Linked DNA regions of Homo sapiens: region 2 is linked to region 1. Evidence: chromatin loops called from intact Hi-C (ENCODE). Cell type or tissue: HepG2. All regions are shown on one strand.

Region 1 (5,000 bases):
TTTAACTAAACTAAACTCCAATTTTTTTCAAATATGAAACAAGAATTGCCAAAATAGCTTAATAAAGTTGAATCCAACACAGCTAGAAATGTACTGCTCATTGAACTTAACTGAAAATAAGTTTTAGTTTTATATGAAATTAATCAGTGCCAGAAAATCTCATACAGGTTTTTCTTGTTACTAACAGAAAATTTCCATGGGTCATCAGGAAATTAAGAAAGCTGAATGACTTCCTGATGTGTTTCTCTGTCATGTCAATATTAGCAAATAAACGAATTAGGAAAATGACATCAATAATTTACAATAAAAATTTTCACCTAAATGTACATTACAACAAAAACATTTCTGCCTTAATTATCTACATGATTATTTCCCAAAGTATGTTCTAAGGGGCACAAGGCCCACAAGATACATTTCTAAAAACAGGTTCCACAGTCAAATAAATCTGGGAAATCCCATACACTAACTCCCCATTTCAGAGATAAGCAGTCCCATTAGCTTTGTTGGAGCCTGTTTAACTTTAATCCGTATTTCCCAAGTTTACCTTGATCTTGAAACACTTTTTTTCATAATTCATAAGACAAGCTAATATTCTGGGGAACATGTATTCCAAAGAACATACTTTGGAAAATTCTAATCTACAAAATTGTTATATGTTCTTCCTTCACTAGTGGCCTAAACTGATTGTAAAGAATAATTTCCCAATTAAAAAAACACTGTTCTCAGCCAGGCGTGGTGGCTAATGCCTGCAATCCCAGGACTTTGGGAGGCCGAGGCAGTGCAATTGCTCGAGCTCAGGAGCTCAAGACCTCAAGACCAGACTCAGCAACATGGTGAAACCCCATCTCTACCAAAAAACAAAATCAAAAAGTATCCAGTTGCGGTAGTGTGCTCCTGTAGTCCCAACTATTCAGGAGGCTGAGGTGAGGGATCACTTGAGCCCAGGAGGTGGAGGCTGCAGTGAGCCAAGATCACGCCACTGTACTACAGCCTGGGCAACAGAGCCAGACCCTGTCTCAAAAAAAAAAACCACACACACACACATACACACACACACACACACACACACACACAATCCCCACCACTGTTCTCATTCAACTGTTACCAGGACTGATAAAAGAACATAATCCATCAACAAAGACATTTACCATTGAATCGATGACTTCTTTCAACTATAGCTCTAACACAATTTCCCAAAGTGTGTTCCATTAATAAGCACAGCACAAAAAAATAGGACCCCACGGTCTAGTGCAGTAAAACTGTAGACTGTGACTCATTCATGAGTCAAAAAATCAATGTAATGGGTCTTGACCAGAATTTTTTTTTTAATGAAAGGCTAGACTAGTAAAAAATAAAATAAAAAACATAAGTGTACACTGCTTATGGTAAAGGTAAGTATTGACTCATGTGTAAGTATTTACTCATATGGTAAAGCTAAGCATTGACTAATGTCGGCTGTAATCAGAGAAGTTTAAGAATGCTGTGAGTTCAAAAAAAGTTAGGTTAAACAAGTTCCTTCACTGCAGGACATTTTAGAGTCCTTAAATGAATTCCAAGAGTATTTTTGGCCACAGAAACCTTTTTTTATTGAAGCATCTCACAGGACTAGTGCTCCCTGGAACACAATTTAGGAAATACTGTCTTTTGGAAACGGTGTACCTCCAACTGTCTTGAGGTACACTATATAAATAACAGTGCCCAATTTTCACCTCCTTCAGAAAACTCAGTCAGATTTCTCATCTTAACTATAGCATCCTTCACAATTTGATCAAACTTGCAATAACTTTAATTTGGTTAGCATGAAGTAGTGGTTAAGCATCTGGGTTTCAATTCTAGCTCCACCACTTGTCGGCTGTGTAATCAGCCTTGCATTGTTATTTAATCTCTTTCCCATGGTTTTCCCATGAAGTGTAAGGAGAATACTGGGAATACCTACGGTACAGGGTTTGGGGTTTGTTTTTTTAGGATTAAATGAGATAACTTCCAGCCCCTGGCGTGTAATAAGCATTCCACATATGATATCTATTACTATTAGAATAACACTATCACCGCACCTGTACAGTTATTACGGGATACACGGCCAGAGCGAAAGAAACTAAAAACCCTATGCTGCCGCCTGGTGGACACTCGGAATTTAAAAATCTGTCATTCGCTTCCTTCCTGACACTACGATATGAAGCCGTATGGAAATTAAAACGTTTTCTCAAGCTGCATTAACACACTTTATAAATCATCAAAGTGGGGAATCTAATTTTCCAAAACTTAACAACTACCCCCAAGGCAACCCTGAAACCAGGGAGAGTTGTAAAGACTCAAATTGGCCGAAGAAATGGCTGAGAGAAGACACCAGTGAAGGACTACAGAGGAAACTCCATCCACAGCGTATTTGCTGATTCTCAGGTTGGGATATTTCAGTATAGATTTTTTCTTCAAGGTATAAAACAAAGAGAGCCATAGGAATTTATCACAACTAAAGCAAAATAACCAATAATCATCAATTCGAGGATCTCAATATAAGCAGAAGACTCCGTGGAATCTTCACATTTTCTTTCTAAAAGAAGTGCACTGATCATAAAGGTTCCCATAAATGACTTAAGGGTTGTCACTTATTTTCAGCAGCAAAGTGAAGTGGAAGATTGCAGCAATGACATGAATAATTTATTTTATTTTATTTTATTTTTTTAGACAGAGTCTCGCTCTGTTGCCCAGGCTGGAGTGCAGTGGAGTGATCTAGGCTCACTGCAACCTCCGCCTCCCGGGTTCAAGCAATTCTCCTGCCTCAGCCTCCTGAGTAGCTGGGACTACAGGTGCCCGCCACCACGCCCGGCTAATTTTTGTATTTTTAGTAGAGACGGGGTTTCACCATGTTGACCAGGCTGGTCTCAAACTCCTGACCTCAGGTGATCCGCCCGCCTCGGCCTCCCAAAGTGCTGGGACTACAGATGTGAGCCACCGCCCCGACCAAATAATTTATATCTAGAATTCAGCATTATCAGGATTAGCAGGGCAGTCATTTCATTCCCAGTGAGATTCCATTTAAATTTGCTCGTGCAAGGCAGTTTGGGAGAAACAAAATCACCAGCAGAATGAAGAAAAAATAGAGAAATGTCCCTGGGAATTTACACACTTCTGCAACTGCGCTAGAACTTTCGCACTATACTTAAAACATTCTGCAAAAAGTAACGTTCACCAAAGAAAAAGTCGAGATTCACCAATAACAGTTCCAAATGTTGCTAACTCTGAGCGGTCAGAGTTGTTTGAAAATTTTCAGAAGAACAATCGACATGATTGCATTGCATTCATAAGGCAAATATGAGGTTTAAAACAAAAACCACCACCACGCAAGGCACATGTACAGAAGGCGCTTCTCCACGATGAACAGACGAGACCCTCATGACTCACCCGCAGTCTCAATCCTGCCCAAGCAGAGATCCAGATGGATGCCTCAGTGTGGCTGCTTCTCCTGGGTCGGGAGCGTGGAAGATTCTAGACACAGCCCAGCAGTCAGGAGGCTCCAGGCCAAAGCAGCCCCTTGGCAACCAGAGCAAGGAAGGGTAGGTTACGCAGCTGGAGGTGCAGGGCAAACCCGTAAGTGGACCCTGCATGAAAAGATTAGGGCTGCTTCCTAAACAGCCCAACTACACGCTTGTGACTGCTCCGACTTACCTCAGCGAAGCGCGCCTCTAGCTCCTGTTGGCCCTTCCGGTTCACCTTTTCCCGCCCTAGGGCACTTCCGGCTTGAAGGTCATTAGCCTAAGATACGTGGGTAATCTTGAGCATCTGGGGCAAAATATGATTGATTTTATTTTCTTTTTAAATACAAGCTTCGGAAAAGATACCTGGATATTTGATGTTTTTCCTTAAGTACAACATGTATTGGCTTATATATTCTTTTTTGTTTTTGTTTGTTTTCGGTTTGTTTTTGGTTTTTTTTTTGAGACGGAGTCTCGCTCTGTCGCCCAGGCTGGAGTGGAGTGGCGCGATCTCGGCTCACTGCAAGCTCCACCTCCCAGGTTTATGCCATTCTCCTGCCTCAGCCTCCCGATATATTCGTTTTTTAAAAAAAAAGTCTTTGGAAAGATGAAAGAAAAATGAGTAAGTATTACCTGTGGGGAGCAATGGGAAGTGTGTGGATGGGAACGGGAGAGAGAGGGAGACTTCACTGAATAGCTTTTTATACTTTTTGATGTTTGCTTCATGTGAATGTGTTACTAATTCAAAAAATAAATGTTAGCCGGGTGTGAGGGTTCACTGGCTCATGCCTGTAACCCCAACAATTTGGGAGGCTGAGGTGGGAGGATTGCTTCAGGTCAGGAGTTCGATACCAGCCTAGGCAACATGGTGAGACCCCCGTCTCTACCCAAAAATACAAAAATCAGCCGGGCATGGTGGCGTGCGGCTGTAATCCCAGCTACTTGGGAGGCTGAGGCAAGAGGATAGATTGAGCCTGGGAGGTCAAGGCTGCAGTGACCCAAGACTGCACCACTGCACTCCAGCCTAGGCAATGGAGCAAAACCCTGTCAAAAAAAAAAAGAAAAGAAAAGTTGCTTAATTTTTAAAGTGAAATAGAAAAAAAACTGCAGTTCTAATTATACTGATAATCACACCTATTTTAAGCACCTAACTAATGCTATGTTTCAGTATGTTATGTTGAATAGTCATTCAATAAGAATGTAATATGTTTCAGGCCTACATTGTTTTTGCATGCTACCAAAATGTAAAAGAAGTGGTTCCTGCCCTCAAATTTTTTTTTTTTTTTTGAGAAAAAGTCTCATTCTTGTCCCCCAGGCTGGAGTGCAATGGCACGATCTCAGCTCACTGCAACCTCCGCCTCCCGGGTTCAAGCGATTCTCCTGCCTCAGCCTCCCGAGTAGCTGGGATTACAGGCGCCTGCCACCACACCTGGCTAATTTTTGTATTTTTAGTAGAGACGGGGTTTCACCATGTTGGCCAGGCTGGTCTTGAACTCCTGACCTCAGGTGATCTGCCCGCCTTGGCCT
Region 2 (5,000 bases), 360 kb before region 1:
GACTAAAACCCCCACCTCGCTTTTTCCCAATTTATTTATGCCGCAGTCTTCTACGGTCTCTGCCGCTTCTGCAGCGAACCCCTGGCAAATTAAGTATAAAACTCGTTGCCTGATCGACAGAGAAGGTTGTTCACCCCCCAAAAATAAACTGCAGCTCTTCCGCAGGAGCAGCGCGGGCAAGCGAAATGAATCTGCTGGGCTAACCCCGCGTTGACTCCGAGCTGTAAATCAGGGGCCCGCGCACCAACTTTCATTAATTACTCGGAGCCAGTTAAATGGCCTGGTCTTAAAAATGGGAAGAGTAATTACCGAGTAATGTTATCTGTCTGGGGCTACCCGACCTGACACCATGACACCCAAGGGAAAGCTGGTGAGGGGGAAAACAAGGGCCCCTTCCAGTTGGGCCTTCAGATGGCGACCCTGCGCTCTCCTCCTCCTCCCCCCTATGGGACCCACCTTGCGCCCAGGGGTCCGACCCTGACCACTGCTGTAGGAGCCAACTTCCTCACTCCCCAGGCTGGACAACCAATTTCCTTTAGAGTGTGCCTGACACTGTATCTCCCTTTCCCTCCATGGTAGTGCTTCGGTCCTTTGCCTCAGTTTCCCCCTAGGGAAATCCTAGCATTCCCCCCCCCCCCCAAAGTGAGAAAAAGAGCGTGGAGCCTCAGTTGGAAAACATAGTCTTTTATAATTTTTGTTATTAAATTGCTTTAAACTTATACCCCACAAGCTTCTGGAAAGCTGTTGCTGCCTCTGGGGAAAAGGATCCTTCGGCTAAAGATACGTCATTGGCCCCGGAACCCAAGGATGGGGTCTCATTCCTCTACAAGTTCCGGAGTCTGTGGCCTGAAGTCCAGACACAATGGCTAAGGAGAGCTGCTCCTATGGGATCCTGGCAGGGCCACCCCAGCAGCCTCAGATCCTCCTGGCCCAGGACTGCCCTGGGTCTCCAAACTTCACAAAATTCTCAGGAGTAAATTGGGTCAAACAGCACCCATTCTCCCACTCTTGCACTATTTGACCAAAGTGCCTCCAAAGACTTAAGCAGGACTCAGCCGATGAGCAGGACCCAGGGCATCGTTACCTCCATTTTCGAAACACACACGGACGCTCATGCACACACACCACCACCCCCCGCCCAGAAAAAAAAAAAAAGAAAAAGAAAAAAAAAAAGCTTCTCTGGGGCAACAGAGGCATGAGCCTGGAGGGTGGTGTGGCAGAGTGCAAGGGAGGGAAGGAGGGGGCAAATCCTAACTCCCGGATAGTACAGGTCCAGGCTTAAGTCTCACACACTGCTCAGCACCACACACTGGGGATTTGAGAAGCCACTAGCTTTTATCATATGACCTCGAGGGCCTCCATTTCTCTCCTGCTAAGTGGGCAAAGATAACCCCCGGCCCCGTTAGCTCTCCTGCATGGGCGAGCACGTTTGGGCTTCCACAGACTTCCTTTTGAAACCTGAGGCCTGGCCTTCTTTGAGGCCTATAGATGAGCTTACAAACGAAATTTGGCTCAGGGCACCCACTATTGCCCGGAGTGAAGGCCGAATTTCTGAAAGGACACTAAAAAGAGAGAGAGAGAAAGAGAGACAGACACAGAGAGAGAGAGAGAGAGGGAGGGAGAGAGAGAGAGAGAGAGAGAGAGAGAGAGAGAGACGAAATAGAAGCTACGAAGAAGTTTTCTCTAGACGAACCCTTCTCCATTCCTGAGCCCAGGAGTAGGCAGGGACCCAGGGCACTGCACAATCCTCAGAGCCCTGCTCCGCAACTGTCCGTGCCCGGCGAGGGCCGTGGGTCCCGAGTCGCGGCACCCACTCTCGAGACGTCCGTCCGCACCCCAGAACTCGGGCCCAAGGATGCCCGTGGCCCGCGAGCCCTCCTAGGCCTCCTCCCAGACCGGACACGCAGACCTCGGCGGGCAAAGACCGGCCTCAAACCCTCTCCTTCAGGTCCCCCCGGGAGGGGCAGTGGTGAAAGCGCCTGCGGAGCGGAGGGAGGTCTCTTTTAATTAGAAGCTTATCGGACACGGGTTTGATTAGAGCGCGCTGTCCCTGGGCCCAGCGCTTGGCCTGGCGCGGAGAGTGCGGGGGCAGGGGCCAGGGGAGGTAAAGCTGCCGGCTGGAAGGAGCAGCGTGTTCAAAGGCTCCTTGTACAGGCCTTGGAGGGAGAGAATCGAGTGGCCAAGGTAGCGCCTTTCCCACGGTTAGTCCCGGCCCGGGAGGGGAGCGCAACCTTGACCGTGCGCTAAGAGGCGAGACGCGCTCTGTGCCCTCCTCCCCCGCCGGCGGCTGCAGAGAAGCCGGGAACCGCCTGGCCTGGCCGGGCCGTGAGAGCTGAGGGGTGAAATGGACAGCAGGCTCAGCCAGGAAGGTGCTCAGAAGGCTGAAAACGATGACTGCAGCTGCACTGTGATTGGGGAAAACCTGTCCCCCAACAAAATACCCTCTCCTGTGTGACCGGAAGAGGGAGCCTTTGGCCCTCGGGCGTCGCAGGCCTCCGCACCTGACCCTAGGGTGGCCTGATGATCCCAGGCCTAATCATGCCTTAGGGTTCTGCGAGCCTGCGGGGCTGCGGGATCAGTGGACTAGCAGGCAACCTCTTTTTTTTTTTTTTTTTTCCGAGACGGAGTTTCGCTCTGTCGCCCAGGCTGCAGTGCAGTGGCGCGATCTCAGCTCACTTCAACCTCAGCCTCCCGGGTTCAAACGATTCTTGTGCCTCAGCCTCCCGAGTAGCTGGGATTATAGGCGCCCGTCACCAAGCCCGGCCAATTTTTTTTTTTGTATTTTCAGTAGAGACAGGGTTTCACCGTGTTGGCCAGGCTGGTCTCAAACTCCTGACCTCAGGTGATCCAACCGCCTCGAGCCACCGCGTCCGGCCCAAGCAAGCTTTTTTCCCCTCCTCCTTAAGCCTTGCATCTAGTCTGGGGCTACTCAAGTCCTCACCCCACATCTGCCCTCACAAACCCGTCAACCCCCACACATGGACTAAGAGTTTGGTGCCCCTCCCGCAGGCCAGAAGAAATCCATCTCAACGGTGGGGCCAAGATCCCTGGAAAAGGAGTAGAAACACCCTAGCATGGTCTGGGTTCAAATCCCACCTCTGCCACCTAATCTCATAGAACCTGGATTTCCTCATCCAAAACAAGGGGCCTCTCCAGGATTAGCTGGTGAGCTTCTTGCAAAGGTTCTCGAGGCCATTGTCTTAATTAATATTCAGAACCCAGTGCCTGACCAAGTAGGCGATTGATGTTTGCTAAATTAATGTTTACAAGATTAGGATGCAAGATATAATATTTAAGAATTTAAAATATGAACATGCTTGTGAAGTTTTGGGCGGTTGTGAGTGGGTACCAACAATTGCCCCTGCCTGTGCACCATGGCTAGACTGCCCTAGGGATCCAGAGACGGCCTTGATTCCTCTCCCCTGGGGTTTGGCCTTGGCGCTCTGATGGCCATTTCCACATTTTTGAGAGTTGATGCCCTTGCCTCTCACAGCCCAAGTCTTGGGCCAGGCCCTGCATTCCTGGGGAAGCAGCAGGAACCCTGGAAATCCAAAGAATAAACCCAGAATCTCGAGGGCCACCCTTGCCCACTCCAGGATAGCAGCCGGAGCGCTTCTCACATCCAAGCTGCCCAATGAGCCTCAAGGGCTGGGTAAGATGGACCCATCTGTTTTCACTGCAAGACAAAACTTAAACCTGGAGATGGTGCTTCCAGGCTATATGACTTGAATCTAGGGCCCTCTCTCCATTGGGCTTTTTCTCCAGGGTGGAGAAGAAGGATACATTCACCTACTAGTCCTGGTCCCCTTTTAACTTTTTCTCCATGGCAGCCACGCCTGTATATTACAGAAGAATCCAGATATTTTCCAGAAGTGTAATGCCTGCTGGCTGCAAAACCCACAGTCCCACCCCCCACGACATGTGATAAGATCCCAGGCACCAGACCTGCCCTGAAAAGGGCTGGACAAGGGACCCAAACGAAGCGACAGAACCCAGGTTTCAAAAATCCCCTAGAAGTACTAAAAAGATAATGGCGTAGTAGTATTTTGTGCCCCAGGGGCATGGATTCGATGGTTTCTCAACCGCCTCCAAATAGCACACATGCAGACAGTGCTCTCGGATTCATTGTTTCTCAGTCACAGATGTTTAGATGGGTTGCCGAGTTCCATATTTAAAGCCCCAAGAGGGTGGTGGGTAGCGCTTCTGCATCTATGGAGTATAACTTCAAGCCGGACCCAATCTCCAGGTTGCCCATCTCAGCTGTCCTCTTATAGACGGGGACACTGAGACCTAGAAACTCCCCAAAAGTAACACCAGCCTGCTAAACAAAGGTGGCGCGATCTGATCAAAGAACACAAGCCTCAGCGACCAGTAAGTTGTCCCAACGCCCCTTGAGTACAAAACACTAATTTCACTAACTAAAAGCATAGAGTGGAGGCAACCCTTGGGTCTGCTTGCGGTTCCTCCACAGGACAGTGATCCCAGATTCTCCCGAAGAAAAGGGCGGTTTCGATTTCTCCAAGGCTTCGCGGGGGCCGGGTGCTCCTGGTTAGGCTAAGGTAGGAGCGGCCTGAAGACGCGCGTTTAGAAGGCGCGGGTGAAGGCGGGCAACAAGGGCAGAGCCCTTCTCCCGAGCCTTGGGCGAAGGTACCTCCTGCAAAAGATACACTCTGCTTCCCACGCATTCCAAAAACATCCCGGTCCCTAGGCCCTCGAGTAATTTTGCTCCAGGAAAAGCATCCGCCATTGTATTAGTAAAGCGTTTACTAAATTACCGAATCAAACCGAACTGGCTTAGGTTCTCAATAGCGTGGAAATCCACTGAAAATAAATGAAGAGGGCAAACTACAGGGGCTCCGCAGGTTCGGGTCCGCGCCGCCCAGGCGAAAGAGAGGTGGGCGGGCATCGGCGCGGGATGAGAAACCAACCTGATACTTATCGTGTGCCGAGTTCCCTCCTTGTATCCTGACTAAGCACAGCGAATAACCCTGTCCTTGTTC

Evidence for each region. Peaks named below come from ENCODE experiments on the same cell type or tissue, not always from the same donor. Only the 100,000 strongest peaks of a DNase experiment are listed, where the experiment ranks them.
Region 2: a loop joins it to region 1, with 7 times the contacts of the local background. A loop is called at or near these places in 3 of 110 quality-filtered maps.

The regions. Positions count from the first base shown.
Region 1 is chr11:32,790,947-32,795,946 of GRCh38, forward strand. CCDC73 (coiled-coil domain containing 73) reads right to left here and starts at 3,716. Exons shown (of 18, transcript NM_001008391.4): 1 at 3,667-3,716. RefSeq lists silencers at 2,032-2,081, 2,092-2,211. In HepG2, a CTCF peak has its summit at 2,123 (motif pointing left); no DNase peak of the experiment used is centred here; H3K4me3 peaks cover 299 bases; H3K27me3 peaks cover 533 bases.
Region 2 is chr11:32,428,837-32,433,836 of GRCh38, forward strand. All of the region lies in intron 1 of WT1 (WT1 transcription factor), which reads right to left. Among named protein-coding and RNA genes, the nearest start is that of WT1-AS, 4.2 kb to the right of the region's middle. RefSeq lists enhancers at 1-309, 1,333-2,052, promoters at 2,012-2,403, 4,433-5,000 and a silencer at 4,344-4,481. In HepG2, a CTCF peak has its summit at 2,460 (motif pointing right); no DNase peak of the experiment used is centred here; H3K27me3 peaks cover 4,004 bases.